Regions from separate parts of the Mus musculus genome. Here region 1 is linked to region 2. The links are chromatin contacts, found by Hi-C or POLR2A ChIA-PET in ENCODE. All regions are on one chromosome and are shown on one strand. The core of a region is the stretch at or near the end of the contact, and the rest is flanking DNA. Distances in the headings are between cores, read along the strand shown.

Region 1 (5,231 bases), core at 736-3,235, 49 kb after region 2:
TGAGGGTCTCCGAACCAAGTATACTGTCTGAAGAGAAACGTGTATGGGCAGAGAGAGGGGTCCTACTGCAAAAGGGATAGGAGGTGGGATGGGCCAGTTCAGGCTCAAATCACCTAGTTGCAGCTGAGAACTCCCAAAATAGTCCATGAGTCAGAAGCAGCCCTCCCCATTCCCCCGGCGCTTCGGGTTCTAACCCACTTGTCCATTCCCCAGCCTAGAGCCCATCTCACCATCTTGGTTCCGGTCAAGGCTGTGAAACATGAGCAGAAGGCGCTGCTCCCGTTCCTGCAGGTAGCGAGTAAACTCCTCCAGGCTGAGGCCACCATCAGGATCAGCATCCCAGTCAGAGGAGACACCCTAGCAGAGGAAAAAAGGGGACACAGGGACTCCAGCAGACTGCACCCCCACAGGGCGTGTGTGGGGAAGACAGCTAGAATATGCCTCATGCCTCAGGAGCTCAGAGCCCCAGTTCCTCATGGAAGGGAGCAGCCCCAGGCCATAAGAAGAATCTGCCTCTTGTCTCAGTCCCTAGGCAGACTGAGGACTCTACAGAGTCACAGAGGCAGTTCAAGGTCATAGTACTGGGAAGTGGCAACCTGGGGGCACTTTTTGGTCAATTTTGAGACACCTGTCTCATATAGCCCAGGCTAGCCTCACATTCTCTGTACTGTAGGACGAGACCTTGAACTCTGATTCTCTCTCATTCATTACCTTGTTTCCCAAATTTGCCCACCCAGATTTTCCTTATAAAATCCTGTCTCCTTGGCAGTCTTGTTGAGGAGTGTGTGTGTGTGTGTGTGTGTGTTTGTCCTGTTAGAAACAGTCGTGGTTCATATAAGGCCCAACAGCCATGGGGCCTCTTTATATTCCTATCCAAAAGTTGGACCTTAGACTCAAGGTCAACAAAAATGCAATAGGTCTGTTTTAGGGAAGGCTAGGGGCTCCATGTCCCCTGTCACACGGAGAAAGGGCCAGTTTTTGCTGCTCCCCACTGCCACCTCCCATACTGGAGCTAGAACCTAGGACCTTTGCACATGCCAGGAAAGCACTTTACTGCTAAACTGCACCCCTACCTCAAATTCCTTCCTAGACAGGTCAGACCCCAGTAGAAGCAGAGTGACCTCAGATGGACTGACTCCCTAGCTGGAGCAGCCTGGGGCAACTGGCCAGGTCCGGGAAAGAGCCGGCTGGCAGCAAATGTAAATAAGAGACTAGGAGAGCTGGCTAGGGGCTCTGTGTGTGCTCCAGCAAGGATGTGAAGTTGTGTTAGCTGCAGGTGGGAGCGGGTCACCCCTCGGATTGTGCACAGAGCAGAGGAGGGTTTGGCTCTGGGCCGTGGAGGGGAAAGCGTCCCGCTCTGCAGTCCATCCCCCCCAGTAGGCATCCCACAGGGGGTGGGGGAGGGGGCGGTGGGGGGGGGAGGGGCCGCTGGGTCCTGGCAACCGCAGCCACTGCAGGCCTGGAGCCTTGGCAGCCCTGTTTCGCGACGTCAGGCCAGACGCGGGTGGACAGAGGGAAGGGAACCTAGACAGAGGTGGTGGGGTCCAGCCAACAGGTAGCCTGTGGCTGCCGTAGCCGCGGCATTAAGGGGCACCGGTTACGGCGCGGGCGGATCCTGCCGCGGTGGTCGCTGCCCATAGTACCTGCTGTGCACGGTCCGGATCTCCCCTTCCCAGCCTGGCCAGCCCCTGGCGCAACTCGTGCACGTCCACGCGGCCGTCCTTGTTGCTGTCTAGTTCCTCGAACAGGCGACCCCAGCGCTGCCGCCGCTCCGCGTCGCTTGAGCCCCCCCGCATGGCGCCCGCCCAGGGGGGAGGGGAGGCCCCGCAGCGACGGCCTCGGCGGGGGCTTTCTGGCTCCCCCTCCCCCCCGGGGTCCCCACAAAGCCAGCTCCCGCGCCCACCCGCACCGCAGCCTCTTCAGTGCGGGGCCGAGCTCCGGCACTTGCTGGAAGTGATAAATGCTAGTCGTCCCCGCCCGCGCCAGAACTTGGTCTCCTCCTCCGACCCGCATTACTTGGGGGAGGGGGCTGGGGGCGGAGCAGGGGGCGTGGGGAAGCATTCTAGGAGGCTCTGGTTTTGCACATCTGACAGCGCATTCCTGGGACGGTAGGAGAGGCAACCGTCTTAGTACTCTGCTTGCCTCAGTTTACCCTTTTTTCCTTAAATGGTTTTGGTAGGGAATTGTCAGGAATTGGATTCGTAATCTTGTTCATTTACACCTTCCTCTCTAACGGATCACTTATCAGAAATTCAAGTTTTTGCTTCTCCCAGGTCTACGCAAAGAATTCTGAACCAGTTTAAAAGCTTCTTTCGCCCGCCTGCTCTAGTTAGATTCCCCAGTCGATGATAGAAACAGCAGATCAACAAAGAGGTGTGGGCTCCCTCCCCAACACTTCATTCCGCCCGCGCGCCTCCTTTTCTTGGTGACACTCGGAGAGAGAAACGCAAGGTCAACGAGCGGCGCGGCTGCAAAGTTAAATCCTTATTGGTCAATGCGCCCTAGCTGCGGCGGTCCGCTCTACCTAGGCGGGGCTTCCCGGTTGACCCGCCGCGGCCTCCTGTCCCGCAGCTCGCAGCCCGCTAGGCATTCTTAAAGGGGCCGCGCCCCAATTCAGACTCTCTGAAGGCTGCTCTTTGCAGACCTGCCTGGAAAGGGAGTCGCGGACCAGTATCTCCCGCGCCACTAAAGATAACGATCAGGAGGAGGGGCTCTGGAGGCGGGGCCTCAGCCGGCGGCTGTGGTTGCACCTGCTGAAGTCCCGCCCACAAGTTTCGGGTGCAGTTTTTCGTCTCACCGTCAGGGGGAAGGGCGTCCGTCTGACCGCGAATAATAAATAAGAGCTCACATTGAGTGCGTTGCGCATGCCAGAGCCCTTCACTCGCTGCTCAGTAACGAACCTACCCCAAACCCTGTGAGGTAGGTAGGTGACACTAGCTTTTCCCACGCTACAGTGGAGAAATCAAAAGCTTCAAATCTTAGTCTGGATTCCCATTTAGGGCCAGAGCAGAGATTTAAACAGAGTTTAAACCACCACTCCCAGGAAGGGACGACGCCTCATTTATTTATTTATTTATTTATTTATTTTTCTTGTTCAAAGACACAGTCTCTCTATGTAGCCACGGAATTTACTATGTAGACCGGGCTGATCTGGACCTCACAGAGCTCCACCTGGGATCTAAGGCGTATGCTACACTACAATGGGTGTTGTATATAGCCTTGTATGTGCTAGATAAACTAGCCACAGAACTCCAGCTGCAGCTCTATGGCTATTGTTGTTATTGTCCTTTTGAGCCAAGGTCTCTGTAGCCTCGCTGGCCTTGAATGTGCAGCAGTTCGCCTGCTTCGGAATCCCAGTTGCTGGGACGGCAATCACGTGCCATCATATCCGGTGCATGACCACCTTTTACCCAAAGATACATCCAGAGGTCATGCGGTCCCCACCCAAGCTGTGCCCATACATCTGTGGTGAACAGGTGAAAGTCCCACCCACTCCCTCTACCAGCTACCAGATGTTTCCATGCATAAGAGTTTCTGTGTGGGTGCCGTGGGACATCACTACTTCTGCGCAGACGCCCCAAATCCATGCTTCCTCACAGACACTTCCCTGGCAGGTGGACCTCATACGGATGTTCTTCAGTGTGGACATAAGGCCTTCCGTTAAGCTGGGCGAGATTCTGCACAGATCTTTGTCCGGTTTTTTTTTTTTTTTTTTTTTTTTTTAATACCGCACGGGTTTAATCTAAGCAGGTGTTCTGATTACACTCTGACTACAAGCCTACATGTATCTTTCTACAAAACTAGTCCTGTACAGGTTGGTTGATTTTTTTGGTTATGGGATGAAAATGGAACCCAGGGGTCTCAGGCATGCTAAGGAGGAATTCATGGCTGAGTAAGGGGCGATCCAATCACTAAGACATTCTTGGAAGGCGACCTTCACTAGGCCATTTAAGGCAGGGGTTCTGGCCCCGAGCCACGCTCCCAGCCCCTTTTACTTTTGAAATAGGGTTTATTCAGGCTGGCTTTGAACTTGGGGTCCTCCTGCCTCAGCCTCCAGAATACATTTAGAATACAGGTTAGCATTCCCAGGTCTGACTTCAGGGTGTGAGTTCTTCAGTGTTTCCCATCGGAGCCCGCCTCTTATAAGTGTGTATCTTTCTGGAGTGTCGCCACGCCCCCCGCCGGGGTATGCACCCCTGTGCTTACACCTGCTCATTTCCGCCCTCTGCGGTGCTCCGGGTCGCAATGGGGTTCCCGTTACAGGTGCTCTGGCGGCGCGGCCCCGCCCTCTTCGCCCCGCCCCTCTCAGCCAGGCTCAGGTGCACAAGCCGGAAGTGCGCTCTTTGCCCAGGTGGGTGACTAAACTTTCCGGGTCACGTGAGCGGGCGGGGCGGGTGGGATCTGGAGCGACCGGGTGAAGGACGGAGACTCGGGGTTCCAGCTGGGAACCCGGGATTGGGAACCTGAGCGAAGTCCCTCTCAGACGCTGGAGTCAGGTAGGGAGGCAGGGCGCGCAGCCTGTCCTGTCCCCACCTCCTCCTTCCCTTTTCCTGGCCCAAGAATGCGGTCGGGGAGTTAATCTTTAATCTCTGACCCTTGGCGCCGAGGGCGGGGAGCGCACTCCAAGATTGGGTTGCCTGTCGCTGGGCCCCGAGCCTGAGTCCAGCCCCTCACCCTATGCTGCGCCCTCTCCCCCCCACCCCGGTCTGGTCCCCAGGTCCTGGGTCGCAGGTGCCCTCCTCGACCCAAGATGCGGTAGGAATTGGCGCCTTGGGGAAGTCCTGTCCTTGGCGTCACCAACTCGTCGCCTAAACTCATGGCGACCCCAGGCCTGGGGGTGCTCTTGGCGTTTGGTTTGCCGATGCTGCCCTCCGGCTGGAGCCTAACAGGTAGGTACTGTCCGGGGCAGCGCTCGGGTGGGAGGAGGGTTCCCGGGTTGAACTCAGAAGTGCCGGGCATTTGCGACCCAGAGAGGGCGACAGGTCTGAGGAATGAGCTTGGAATGCGTTTGGAGACCAAGTTTGAAAGCTTCAGGGCTGAATTTCAAATTAGTTTAGCTGACCTGCGAACTTTTTTTTTTTCCAGTTTTTTTTTCTCCAGTTTTTTTTTTTTTTTCTTTTAACGTTGCTGAGGCTCGAACCAGCGTTTTTCTGAACGCTCCGTACCCGCAGCCTAGAATTCCTGAGTCCTTAAGTCTTGTGGAATTTAGGAGCTGGGGGTTGTTGGGCAGA
Region 2 (5,344 bases), core at 2,713-5,212:
ACCAGATTCTGGGCCATGTTGCACTGTGTATCCTGCTCCCAGCCTATAATCCCCCATGGCTACTGAGGGCCTTACACTGTGTAGGCTCCAGCTATTGGTTCACTGAATAACTATGCATAGAGCACTCTCGTCACTGGCTCCATCAGACTCCACCTTCTTTGCAATGGAGTATCCTCGCCCATGGGGTCAGGGCCCTATCTCCAGGCCACACTCAGGCTGCTGAGCCAGACCAACAGTATCTAGTTGATTTACCTCCAAGATTAAACTTTATCAAGGAGGTGGTACTGGGACCACCATCCTGTTGGCTACAGACTCAAAGAAGATGCCTCCAAAGTATGCATGTGGGAGGGACACAGGCTGGCCCCTCCCACCATTAGCATCACTTACTTCCGTCCTGATTTGCCATTGACACGGAGTAGCCAAGGCTGGTCCTCAGGCCGAAACTCCTTTAGGACAATGCCATACTTCTTCCGGCGCGCCTCCTCCCTAAGCTTGCGGTTGAATTCACTGCCTGCACCGGACTCTGGCATCTCTTCTTCCTGGTAAATCTTCTTGTTGCTCAGATCTCGCTCCAGCCGTGCCTGAAGGAGAAGCAGGAATACTCTTCTGTCTCCCTGTGCCAGGCTTCATGTGCTCCCAGCAGACTCCCCATGTGGCATGAAGGCCAGGGATGTGAGCACCTGTTGCCTCTGCCCAGGGAGAGGGCTGTGGAACTGGTTCACTGGGTAAGGTAGCAGGCTTACAAGCACAAGGATCAGGAATTCAGATCCCCAGGACCCACAGACAAAGTTGGGCATGGCATCTGAGACCCCATGAGAGAGGTGCAGACAGGAGGGGCTCTGGAACTCACAGGTCAGCAAGCCCCAGGTTCAGTTAGATACCCTGACTCAAAACACAACGTAGAAAGGCTATGGGACGGTACTTGCTGTCAAGCCCGAGGCTTGAGGTCAAGCCCTGGGACCCACACTGCAAAAGGTGAGAAGTGACTCCTGAAGTCTTCTCTGATCTCCAAACTCTGTATCCCCCACATACCAGTGGCCCAACAGATGTCATCGAAATATGGTGTAGAGTGACTATGGAAGACACCTGATGTCAACTCTGGCCTTGACAGGCACAGCGTGCCCACATGCATACAAACATCACACACACAGAATACTCTGGTCACAGGGAATGTGGGACTTACTACAATAACAGTAAAGCAGACTGGTTCATGAGATCATGGAGTACAGAGACTAAAGATGTATAGTGACCACCTGAGGAAGGCCCAGGAGCAACCTCAACAATATGAAGATAGTGACATTTTAACATGGCACCCAAAAGAGTGGATAGTTTAAAACTTTGGCCTTTAACATTTTTTTTTTATTCTTAGTATTATCTAGAAAGTCCTGTTATGTAGCCCAGGCTGGCTTCAAACTTATGATCCTCCTGCCTCTACCTCCCTGGTGCTGGGATAGTAGTATCTCTGGCTATACCCATCTTGTGGAATCATTTTATCCTTTTGAGACAGGGTCTCACTACAGTGAAATTCACCATGCAGACCAGGCTGGCCTTGAAGTCTGAGATCCACTGACTCTGCTGCTTTCGAACTGGCAGTAAAGGTATGTGCCACTACGGCCAGCTGGCTTTTTCTTAAAAACAAAAACCCCAAACTTTTAAAGTGTATTTCTTTTTGTGGAGGTTGTACATGACATTGCCTGTATGAGATCCAAGGACACACTTGGAGCCACCTCTTTGCTCACTGAGTTATCTTGCTACCCACTACTTTACTTTTTTAAGACATGGTCTGTGGCTGGCAAGTGGTGGCGCACACCTTTAATCCCAACACTTGGGAGGCAGAGGCAGGTGGATTTCTGAGTTGGAGGCCAGCCTGATCTACAAAGTGAGTTTCAGGACAGCCAGGGCTACACAGAGAAACCCCGTCTTGAAAAACCATTAAAAAAAAAAAAAAAGACACCGTCTATATGTATCGTGGGCTTTACTGTGCAGGCAAGGATCATCTTCAGTTTGAGGTCCTACCCCCTTCCCGTGCTGGGATGACAGGCGTGTGCCACCATGGCTAGTATACATGGCGCTGGGGATCCAGCTTGGCCTCATATATGCTAGATTCGTGCTCTACTGACTGAACCACATCCTCTGACATGCTTTGCTTTGCTTTGCACTTCTTTTCTTTGGAGCTAGGATTTATGTAGCACAAGCTGGTCTAAAACACTCAGTCTTTCTGCCTCAGCCACCAAATGGCTGGAATCACAAATCTGCTGGAGCCACAGGTGTGGGCACCATCGTTTCAGTAAAGTTATTACTATACATAGTCACCAGCCCAGGGTTAGGTCCCTGCCCCAGCCACCCAGAATCACCCACTTACCTGGTTCCAGGTAGCAAAGTTGACTTTATCGGCTGCATTAAAAGCCATTATGTTGTATCTTTTGGCTGTGTTCCTGGAATGGGCAAGAAACTATTCAATCTATTGATTATTCATTCAACAAATCTATGCTTTACACCCTTGGTTGTAGGTAATTCTGGGAACTCATAAAAGACTCCAGAGCAATGGTTCTAAAGCTCTGACCCTCTAATACATCTCCTCATGCTGCGGTGACCCAATCATAAAATTATTTTTGTTTAGTTCACAACTGTAAGCTATAAATGGTCATGTAAATATCTGTGTTTTCCGATGGTCTTAGGCAACCTGCAAGTTGAGAACCACGCTCTAGTTTTTCAGGGGTTTTGTTTTGTTTTGTTTTAAAGAATCAAGATCCATCTCATCCAACCCAACCCCATCAGATAAAGATCCACAGACACTAGGCTCTCTTACAGCATCACATACAGAAAGAGTGAGAGCGAGAGCAAGAGCGAGAGTGAGAGAGGAGAGACAAGAGAGAACATTCATACACATAGATAATAAATTAAATCTTCAAGAAACAAAGGGACCACCAGGCAGAGTTGGCACATGCCTTTAATCCCAGCACTTGGGAGGCAGAGGCAGGTGGATTTCTGAGTTCGAGGCCAGCCTGGTCTACAAGGTGAGTTCCAGGACAGCCAGGGCTACACAGAGAAACCCTGTCTCGAAAAACCAAAAGAGAAAAAAAGAAAAAAGGAACCAAAAGTGCGGAGGACCCCTATGTAGAAAGAAGGGCAGGCAGGCAAGGGTCTTAATGGATCTGAGTGGGTTCAAAGCCAGCCTGATCAAACCATCTGAACTACACAGTAAGACTCTTGTCTTCAAAATAAACAAAACTTAAGAGGGGGCTGGGTGTGGCTCGGTGGTGGAGTACTTGCCTAGCATGTACCCACCTAAAATAAAGTTAGAAGTTGAGGGACATGGCACTTGGCACAAAAAAACAGGATGTATACCACCTGTGACCAGTTTGGGGTTTTCTTTTATTTTGGGACAGGACCCGACTATGTAGCCCTGGCTGTCCTGGAACTCACTATACAGACCTGGCTGGCTGCGAACTCACAGAAATTCTCTTACATCTGCTTCCCAAGTGCTGAGATTAAAGGCAGTCACCATGTCTGACCTGACCCGTCTGACTCAGGGCAAAGTCACCGACCCCTGACATTAACTACCAAGGGGTAACTGTTACTGTGTCTTGGACGGGGTGGCAGGGGAACACAGGGCCGAGGTTCTGGAGTGTGGGTGGACGGGGACTTACTTGGGGACTCGGACGACGTACTCGGTGACATTCTGGCTGCTGGAGCCCTGCAAGAGAGCAGGGGTCTGTAAGGCGAGGAGAGGGCGCGGGGTCTGTTCTGCGACACCTCTGTCCCCACCTCATTCATACTCACTAGAGCCGCCATGGCCGTTGCTCAAGCTGCTCCCGGTCGGCCTGACGGGATGAACTTCGTTGTGTCCCTCGGCTCCAGGAAAGGGAAGGCACCTTTCCTGGTTGTCACGTTAGTGTGATGCTGTGCTTTGGATTTCCAAATCCTTAAGTCTCGGAGAATGCTGGAAGACGAGAAAAAGAGACCTAACTCTCTGCGCATGCGTTAGAGCCTGACCCGGAAGTTGAGCTGCCACACCGAGAAGAGCGCAGCCGCTGTAACTACTCTAGATCACCAGCTTCGGAGAGAAAGCCACCTTTTGGCGGCGTTCTCTGTTTATATACCACGGAAAAGTCACGTGTAGACACGCCCGTCGTGACGTCACGACGCAGGCACCGCGGAGCATCCTGGGTAGGGTGGAAATGGAGTCTCCTGGTAGACGCGAACTCGATCCTCTTGCGCAAGCGTAAATGTGTCCAAGAAGCGGGAACGGAGGCCGAGTTGCCATGGCAACCGAGGCCCACTCTGTGGGGTGGCTTCTTCGGCTCTTCTGGGGCGGGTCTGAGGTTCAGTTTTCTGTGTCCTGGGATATGGGGATCCCGAGGATCTTGCAAAATGAGTCCCTTGTGACGTAGAGCGGAGCCGGGGACTCGGTGCAGGGTGGAGACAGGGCCCCAGCGTACCCCGGCATTGCGGGCGGGATGGGTCTGTGCGAGTCCACGCTGCCCCAGCTGGGCAGAGCTTTGAGGCCCCAGGAGAAGGGTAACGACGTGGGGTGGTTGGTTTACATGGGCCAACGAAAGGGGGAGATGGGCAAGTATCCCCACTACCTGGGGGTGTACACCAACCCCTGCACGGAAGGAACGCATCTGCGCATGCTCCCACCTCACTGTTGGTTGATGCCTTTGGCATATAACTTGAGTAGAGGAGCCAGTGTCGGAAATGGAAAGTACTATTCTCTGGGGACAAATCAGAGAAAGGGAGCCTACGGGATGCAAAGGAGTTGGTTAAGCAGAGGGGCAAGGGAGGCACAGGCATTGAACTTGAGAGGAATGAGATAGGCTGATTCCATGACTGTCTTTGCATAAACAACTGACTCCACAGATGTGTCTAGTAGGGGAGGCATTCATTTCTCCGCCTTCAGGGAGTGCGCCTTAAGTTACAGAGGCTGGCTAGGAAGACCAAAGTGAACTGAAAGGGACAAAGAACGAGGGCTGACTGCGGAGGAGAGGAAAGGGCAGAGAGGTCTTATCCCAACTCAGAGGTTGTGTGACTAGAGGCACAAGCAGGCAGCATAGAAAGGACCGCATGGTGGGCGGAGCAGGGTGCTACTGGGTGAGTTTGAGGGCCCTCTTCTTTATCTGTAAAATGGGGTGATGGAGTCACTAAGGCACTTCATGGAGGTCTGTGCAAATGGCTCAGGAAAATCCCCACAGGGGGATGCTTCAACGTGAGTCCAGGATTTCTTATAGACTTGCACTAGTACCATCTTTCTTCCCTGAACACCATAGATATCCTGAGGTATCCCCTGATCATCTTCGTGGTGGGGGGGCCCGGCTGCGGGAAAGGGACCCAGTGCAGAAAC

The links. Hi-C counts contacts between places; a loop is a spot of excess contacts on that map. ChIA-PET counts read pairs that join two places held with the same protein, here RNA polymerase II (POLR2A).
Region 1: a map of left cerebral cortex shows a loop between it and region 2 (6-fold over the local background). The contact joins the promoter of Slc25a23 here to the promoter of Gtf2f1 in region 2. A Hi-C loop is called at or near these places in 1 of 37 maps with a recorded cell type or tissue (left cerebral cortex). POLR2A ChIA-PET finds 5 or more read pairs at or near these places in 4 of 5 experiments (Patski and embryonic stem cell).

Annotation. Positions count from the first base shown.
Region 1 is chr17:57,057,878-57,063,108 of GRCm38, forward strand. Slc25a23 (solute carrier family 25 (mitochondrial carrier; phosphate carrier), member 23) reads right to left here and starts at 1,986. Exons shown (of 10, transcript NM_025877.4): 1 at 1,644-1,986; 2 at 231-357. The coding sequence starts at 1,796. Crb3 (crumbs family member 3) reads left to right here and starts at 4,354. Exons shown (of 4, transcript NM_177638.5): 1 at 4,354-4,496; 2 at 4,718-4,889. The coding sequence starts at 4,817.
Region 2 is chr17:57,007,326-57,012,669 of GRCm38, forward strand. It overlaps Gtf2f1 (general transcription factor IIF, polypeptide 1), which reads right to left and starts at 3,963. Exons shown (of 13, transcript NM_133801.2): 1 at 3,784-3,963; 2 at 3,651-3,697; 3 at 2,363-2,435; 4 at 388-581. The coding sequence starts at 3,795. It also overlaps the pseudogene Gm17949.